Linked DNA regions of Homo sapiens: region 1 is linked to region 2. Evidence: chromatin contacts called from ENCODE Hi-C or POLR2A ChIA-PET data. All regions are on one chromosome and are shown on one strand. The core of a region is the stretch at or near the end of the contact, and the rest is flanking DNA. Distances in the headings are between cores, read along the strand shown.

Region 1 (3,933 bases), core at 1,434-3,933, 270 kb before region 2:
CTCTCCAAGCCAAAGGACAGCAGCAGGGAGAAGGAACCTGGCTTTGGGGAGCTCCGGGTTGGGAGAGGCCAATCCTACAGAATCCCTGACAGCTGGCAGAAAACAGGCTCCAGGCACAGAGTCTCCTCTGATCAGGTTTTTCCCTGAGGAAGGCCCTTTATTTGTGTTTTCCTCCTTAAGTTGATGTTCTAGCCCCAGCTTGTGAAAGGGAAAGAGAGAGAAAGACAGGAAAAAAGAGAGAGGAAGGGAGGGGAGAAGAGGAGAGCAGGAAAGAATAAAAACATCCCACAGTGTGTGGACTGGGGCCATTGCAGGTGGGTGGGAGGGGACATCTGAGAGCATCCGATGGGGCCACTCTGCAGCCAGACTCCCCCAGGAACCAGAAGCCTCAATGCAAACCCAACCATAAAGGCTGGGGAAACCCTGGGCCCAGTGGCTCAGCTGGCAATGATTGTATGCCTCTAGGGTGGGGGTGGGGCACGGGGTAGGCCTTTTGTTCAGCCAAAAGGCCTCCTCCTGCCTCCTCCTTTCACCAAGTCCAGCCTCTCTGCAGGATGAAGAGATGGGAGGGCCAGAGACAGAAAACGTGATAAGAGAGAAAATGCTTTTTTAAAAAAGTGTGTAAAGTATCTTTTTTTTTTTTTTTTTGAGATGTTCTCCCTCTGTCATCCAGGCTGGAGTGCAGTGGTGCAATCTCAGCTCACTGCAACCTCCACCTCCTGAGTTTAAGCAATTCTCCTGCCTCAGCCTCCCGAGTAGCTGGGTTTACAGGCACGTGCCACCAGGCCCAGCTAATTTTTGTATTTTTAATAGAGACGGGGTTTCACTATGTTGGTCAGGCTGATCTTGAACTCCTGACCTCAGGTGATCCACTTGCTTCGGCCTCCCAAAGTCCTGGGGTTACAGGCGTGAGCCACCGTGCCTGGCCTTAAGTATGTGAAGTATCTTGCACAGTGTCTGGCACATATGAGGTAACAAATATGACCAAGTTTGCCCCGAGAATTAGTGACAGGGCCAGGACTAGAGCCCAGGTCTCTGGACTCTATGTCCCAGACATGATTCTTTGATCTCTTGTTGGTAGCAGGGTGCAGCTAGTGTCCAAACTAATGCTTGGTGATGAGGACAGTGGCTGGTTGAGTCCATAGGGGACCTGCCAGGCACACCCTCCCTCAGGATTCTGGTTGCCAAGGCTGCCTCTTACTGAGGCCTGAGCACAATGCATTCACTCTCCCCTGGGCCAGGAGCAACTCTGCACAGGCAGGGGCGGGCTCCCTAGGGCCAGCCCCCAACCAGGCTCCAGGAATGCTGAGGGAGTACACCAAGAGAAGGCTAGCCTAGAGGCAGCTCCCAAGATGCTCATCCCAGGGACCCAGATCTCAACAGCTGTGCCCTCAGAGTCAGTAGGGACAAATGGACCTCTTCAGAGAGCTACCCTTGTGGGGCCTGGGCCCCCAACAGCACACCTGGGGACCCCAATCCTAGGCAAAACTTGAGAGGACACTGGGGGACCCAAGTAACAGCCTGTGAGGGTCCCTTGCCCAGTTGGGAAGCCTCACTCTACATTTTTCCTTCCTGTATATAATTCTTTCATCTCTAAATACCATCCACTGAGAGGCTTTTATTTCCTTAGTTTGTACAACCATTTAAGGATGGAGATTATGACTTCTTCAGCACAATCCAAGCACCTTAGCACAGAGCTGAGATGCACGGTATTTAGAAAATGGGTTAAGTTGAAAGGAAAGAAATCGAGTTGGATTCCTTGGGGGTTCTCAAAGGTACTTGGAAGTTCACAGAACCAAAATGAGCAAGGAGAGTTTCTACGTCTTGATGCACCTGCCAATACAGATTTCAGTACTTTATTTATTTATTTATTTATTAATCTATTTATTGAGACAGAGTCTTGTTCTGTCACCCAAGCTGGAGCACTGTGGTGCAAATATCACTCACTGTAGCCTTGACCTCGTGGGCTCTTGGGAACTTTCCAGTGAGACTTAGAAGGAAATGCCTCAGCTTTAGGGGAAATTCCCAAGAGAAACAGTTCAGTTAAACTACTTTCTACGGTCCGAGGCCATCGCATGGTCATGACTGGCTGTGAGGGAGATAGAGAAAGGTGAGACTTGGGTCCACATCTTGGAGCCCCCTGGGAAAGAGGATATTATTAACCTATATTAGAATTCTAGTGTGAATGAGTTCCCCTACTCATTTTTCCCAGAAGCTAAGGAGAGAGCTTAAGAGGTTACTTTTTTTTTTTTTTTTAGGCAGGGTCTCACTCTGATGCCCACACAGGAGGGCAGTGGCGTGGTCTCAGCTCACTGCAACCTCCGCCTGCCAGGCTCAAGTGATTCTCCCACCTCAGCCTCCCAAGTAGCTGGGATTACAGGCTGCCATGCCCAGCTAATTTCTGTATTTTTAGTAGGGACAGGGTTTCACCATGTTGACCAGGCTGGTCTCAAACTCCTGACCTCAAATGATCCACCTGCCTCAGCCTTCTAAAGTGCTGGGATTGCAGGCAGGAGCCACTGTGCCCGGCCCAGAGGTTACAATTTGAATTGCAGACGTGTGTGAAAAATCAGGCCTTGGTGATGACCTTGAGCCGCAGGATATAAATAACTCCCACCTGCTTAGCATTCCAATAATGGAACACTAGGCATAAGACCTTCTGGTGGGCAGGTACCCATCTGGGAGGCTGCAACAGATTGTGGTTTCAAACACTATTTCTTCCATTTGCCAGCTGAGTGATCTAAGACGAATAATCTGCCCCTTTGAGTCTCAGCTTCCTCATCCCCAAAGTGGGGAAGTGAAAAGTGCGAGGTTGTTTAGACACGGATGGAACTGCCTGAGTGAAGACACTTGGCATGCAATAGGTGCTGGGCCATCCTACTTGCCAGCCTGCTTTTGTAGGGCAAAGAGGTGTAGTACCTTTTCCTCACCCATTCCAAGGTCCATGGCCAATACCCCCATGACAAAAAACAGATTAACGAGAGAAAAGCATAACACATTTATTTAATCTAAGTTTTACGTGATGCGAGAGGCTTCAGAAATGAAGATCCAGAGACAAAGGGAAAACTGTGTATTTTTAAGCTTAGGTCCAATAAAGAACAGACAGCCATGTAGAAATGTGATTGGAAAGAGGGTGTGCTCTAATGGTGATAGACTGAAGGCAGAACACAGCAAGGCCTCTTGTTCAGCTTCTCTACGGCCTCTCTGTGTAGCGTTCTTTCCTTCCTGAGTAAGGGGCAGGACCCCTGTCGTATGAGGGTCTTCCAGGGAGATGGGAAGAGGTTAGAGAGTGACATTTCTAGGTTTCGTGGCTTGCACTGGGGAGAGGAGTTCTAGTTTCTATGACCTCTTTCAGGGGCAATACTGGGTAAGGAGAAAGGAGGGAAAGAAAAAGGAAGGCAGGAGAGGATCAGCAAGACTTGCTTTTGAGGCCCTTCCCATCCCTTCCAGTCCAAATAACTCAGAGTGCTAGAGTGCCATATTTTGGGATATTGTGTTCTGAGCCCCAATATTTGCTTGGGTTTTTTTTTTTTGTCCCTCCCTTCCTTCCTTTCTTCCTTCCTCCCTTCCTTCCTCCCTCCCTCAGGCCTGGCAGGCTGAGGAGGCTGCCCCTGCCATAGCTGCTCCACAGCAAGGCCTAGAGAGTAGCCACTGCACCAAGAGCCTTGGGCCAAGCTCTGAGCACCCTGGCTAATACCAAAGCTGGAGCCTAGAGCAGGGTTCCCAGAAGGTTATCTGGGGCTGGCTTTGACCACATTGGCTACAGCATGGCCTGTGGGTAGACATGCTCTGAACAGCTGAGGCTGACCTGAACGTTGGCATCATCAGCAGAATCATCTTCACCAAGCAGGGTTTGAACTTGAGGTCAGTGACCCCAGGCAGTGTGGGGAGAGGGTTCTTCACCTGGCTGTGCCCCATGGATGGACAGCTAGG
Region 2 (3,924 bases), core at 451-2,950:
ACTCTGGGCTGCTTTTCTTCTAGGGGACCCCACTAGAATCTGGGAAGTTTCAGCTTCCTGATTCTGTGGTCCTTGTGTGATGCAATTTGGAAAAAGAGAATGTGGGACATGATATTGGTGAGACCTGTTTGCCCCATTTTGGGGTCGTCATCTCAGCCCTTCTCTGGGGGCAGGGCTGGGGATGGAGGTTTTTTGCTCCAGCTCAGAGGCGTCTCTGCAGAAGCAGGGGAGGGGTGAGTCCCCTCAACCCCAGCCCCGAAGACAGGCACTCTGCTTCCTCCTGCCCACCCCAAGACCTCCCACTACGTATGAGCTTTGGAAGGCAGGGCCTCGCCTCTCTGCATGTCACGGGGCCTTTGTGGGGGAAGTCAGTGGAGTAGAGGACCTGCCATGGTGCTGCTGATAGCAGCTCTCCGACAGCTGAAGGGTGCAGGGCTGAGAGGTGGGAGCAGAGGTCCTTTCCAGCACATGGCCTGAGAGAGTTCTGGATCAAAATCCTGCCACATATCCAGGAAGAACCTGCCCGGAGGGGTGGACAAGAGCAACCCGGTGCCACCCCCCAAAGTCTCTCTTCCCATCCACTGCCCTGTGCCCACTTATCCTAGTCATCCAGGAGAAGCCCACAGTCAAGCTGCTGCTCAATGCTTCTGTTAAGGGCCTAACATGAATCATCTCACTTTTTTTTTTTTTTAAGACAGAGTCTTGCTGTTGCCCAGTCTGGAGTGCAATGGTTTGATCTCGGCTCACTGCAACCTCCGCCTCTCAGGTTCAAGTGATTCTCCCGCCTCAGCCTCCTGAGTAGCTGGGATTACAGGCATGTGCCACCACACCTGGTTGATTTTTGTATTTTTAGTAGGTACGGGGTTTCACCATGTTGGTCAGGCTGGTCTCGAACTCCTGACCTCAGGTGATCCGCCTACCTCGGCCTCCCAAAGTGCTGGGATTACAGGCGTGAGCCACCGCGCCCGGCCAAATCATCTCACTTTATACACTTGCCTGAAGGAGCCACGTTATCCCTATTTTGCAGATGAGCAAAGGTCTACGGAGCTCCTGAAATCCAGGCAGTCTGACGTCCAAATCGGAGTCTAGGTCCCTAAACTGCCTCTTCCCCACAAACAGCCTGGAGCCCCTTAGGGTTGGAAGATATGAGTGAATGGATGGATGAAAACAATGAATGAATGGGGGGGCCTGTGGATGCTGGGGAAAGGGGCATCAAAGCTGGACTGGGTCCAAGCCTTGCTCAGGTGTGGCCTCAGCCGGGGAATCCAGATCACAATTTCAGGGACCAGGCTGAAAGGAGGGAAAGGCTCGGGAAGGGACTGAGGAACCCAAGACAGGTCCCTGGTTGGCCCCAGGACCGGCGCTGAGGCCCGGGCCCCGCCTCCGTCCGCGCCTGGAGCCACAGGCCGTCCTTGGTAGGCGCTTAACTCAGGTTGGGTGACATTTTCGCTCGCCAGTTCCTGGCATCAGTGAGTGCTCCGTCAATGTTTGACAAACGGTTGACTCCACTGCCCCGCGCTGTGGGCGCACTAGACTTCGGGGGCGGCGTCCAGGTCCCGCCTAATCTTCTAGGCTCAGGACCCGCGGCGCAAGGGAACGCCCGGGGCGGGGTCGCCTGGGGGCGGGGCCTGGGGTGGGGCCTGCGGACCGAGGGGGCGGAGCCGGCCGCCCCGGGGTCCTCAGTCCGCTCCGGGAGAGTTAGGGCTCCGAGCCGAGCGCGCGGAGCAGCTGGGGCCGGGGCGCGGATGCTGGAAGTTCACATCCCGTCGGTGGGGCCCGAGGCCGAGGGGCCCAGGCAGAGCCCGGAGAAAAGCCACATGGTGAGCGCGGCCCCTGGATGGGGAGGGGCGCCGGGACCCGCAGGATTTCCCCGCGCTGCGCTCAGTGGGGACCCGGGGCCCGGGCCTGGGTGAACGAGCGCTGCGGGCTGGACCGTCGGGGGAAACCTTGTCGAGGGTTTGGGGGCCGCTTGGATTTGCCAGCCTCGCGGACCATGGTTCGAGCTCTTGAGGGACCCCAGGGCTCCGAGGGGCAGGTCCGCCAGCCGGTTCTCCCAGGTGTGCGGGAGCGGAGAGTCCCCGGGCAGCCGCGGCGCCGCAAGGCCGCTTTGTGCCTTTGAGAGCGGGAGGGTGGGCACGTCGCCAGGCGCAGGTGCTGCGGCGTCCTCCCGCGGGGCCTCACGCGCAGACCCGCTGCCCGCCCGCGCCGCCAGGTGTTCCGAGTGGAGGTGCTGTGCAGCGGGCGCAGACACACGGTGCCAAGGCGCTACAGCGAGTTCCACGCGCTGCACAAGCGGGTGAGGCGGCGCCGACCTCCCACCGGCCCCGGCCCAGCCTCTGTCCAGCCCCCGCCCAGGCCCTGTGAGGCGGGCGGGCGAGCCCCAGCCTCCGCCACCCCCATTACTGCCTCAGTCCCTGCGCAGCCGGTCAGCCCCCGGGCCTCTGTGGGTGGGTTGGGGCCTTCCTCGCCCTCGGCCGGTCCACCACTCACCAGGGTCTGTCCCAGTAGAGCCCGAAGGCGGGGGCGCGGGAGGGCTTCTGGCTGGGGCGAAGAGGGCTTGAGGGCTCAGTCGGGATGCTGTGATCGCACGCGGTAAACCTCCAGTAGATCAAGAAGCTGTACAAAGTGCCCGACTTCCCCTCGAAACGCCTGCCCAACTGGAGGACCAGAGGGTTGGAACAGCGCCGGCAGGGCTTGGAGGCTTACATCCAGGTATGCGAGAGCACAGTTGGTTGCCCCCCGGCCTTCTGTGCCAGGGGTGTGGCCCAGACAGAGAGGTGTGGGGGCATGGCAGGGAGGGAACCCACAACTTGGGGATGTTATTCACCACCTCAAGCATCAATTTTCTGAGTCTAATATAGGTCCAAACACCCCCCTCTGGCTTGTTGAAAGGACTGAAAGAGGTAACGGACACAGGTAGTCCCAGCTCCATGAAACCCAGGTCCTGTCCCCTCCATGGTGAGGTCCTGTGCTGCCCTCCTGATGGCATGTAGGGTGAGGGTCCTTCCCCCAACAGCAAAGCTATGCCGCGTCATGGGGTACAACCTGTGCACACAGCGCCCAGCGCCCAGAAGGGCCCTGAGCCTGGTTCAACGCTCTGCTGTCATTGTCGTGAAATTCTTTTTTTGGAACAAAGAGCCCTGCATTTTCACTGGCACTGCGCTATGCAAATTAGTAGCTGGGTCTGATTGCAGGTCTCCTCTGTCCTCTCCAGGGCATCCTGTACCTGAACCAGGAGGTGCCCAAGGAGTTACTGGAATTCCTGAGACTTCGGCACTTCCCCACAGACCCCAAGGCTAGCAACTGGGGGTAAGGGGGGCCGATGGCGGGGGCCAGGGGCTGTCAGCAGTGAGCAGGTGAGGAAAGGTGTTGGAGGGCAAGCCCTTTCTTTTCACATCTGCCAGGATCCAGCATGACCGCCCTCACCAGCTCTCTTGACCTGGGTGGAGGGGCTTTTTTTTGGACAGACTTGGTTACCCCCGCCACCTCCGGAACTGGGGCTTGTTACAAATAGAAGCAGTGGTCCCCTGGGAGGTGCAGTTCTGGGCTCTGGTGTCTCCACCCCTTCCTCACGCTCCCCCGGCATCCCCAGGCAGCTTACAGTGTTTCTCTTCTCTTCAGCACCCTGAGGGAGTTCCTGCCTGGCGACAGCAGGCAAGTCAAAGCCCTAGCCCGCGCTTGGCCCCTGCTGCCCCCTAGTGGCCATATGCTAGGAGGCAGGCCTGCTGCCTGGGCCTGTCTGGCCTGGGCCCTGAAGTCTGTTTTCCCTTTGGTGCCTCCTGAGCCCATTTCCCACTCACCTTTTCCTTCATGGGTCCCTGGTGATGGCAACCCCGTCTCCACCCCTCTGTGGGATTCTGCCCTGCCTCCCGCACCCATGGTTCATGACCCTGTTTCCTCCCAGCTCCCAGCAGCACCAGCGGC

Evidence for each region. Hi-C counts contacts between places; a loop is a spot of excess contacts on that map. ChIA-PET counts read pairs that join two places held with the same protein, here RNA polymerase II (POLR2A). Pooled maps may share reads with other maps.
Region 1: a loop to region 2 is called in a map with no recorded cell type, with 4 times the contacts of the local background. The contact joins the enhancer-like site here to the promoter of SNX22 in region 2. A Hi-C loop is called at or near these places in 1 of 168 maps with a recorded cell type or tissue (GM12878), 18 of 37 single-sample maps with no recorded cell type and 13 of 50 pooled maps. POLR2A ChIA-PET finds 5 or more read pairs at or near these places in 1 of 52 experiments (BJ).

What each region holds. Positions count from the first base shown.
Region 1 is chr15:63,878,953-63,882,885 of GRCh38, forward strand. No RefSeq gene overlaps it. Among named protein-coding and RNA genes, the nearest start is that of MIR422A, 9.9 kb to the left of the region's middle. RefSeq lists an enhancer at 1-837. Within about 2 kb of position 2,684, at least 2 of the 41 ENCODE cell types and tissues checked have a DNase peak (open chromatin) inside an H3K27ac peak, as active enhancers do; they include GM12878, where a contact is called at or near this core.
Region 2 is chr15:64,150,031-64,153,954 of GRCh38, forward strand. It overlaps SNX22 (sorting nexin 22), which reads left to right and starts at 1,701. Exons shown (of 7, transcript NM_024798.3): 1 at 1,701-1,820; 2 at 2,213-2,296; 3 at 2,608-2,712; 4 at 3,215-3,309; 5 at 3,622-3,654; 6 at 3,905-3,924. The coding sequence starts at 1,746. RefSeq lists enhancers at 360-469, 3,397-3,626, 3,650-3,924 and silencers at 1,387-1,826, 2,027-2,406.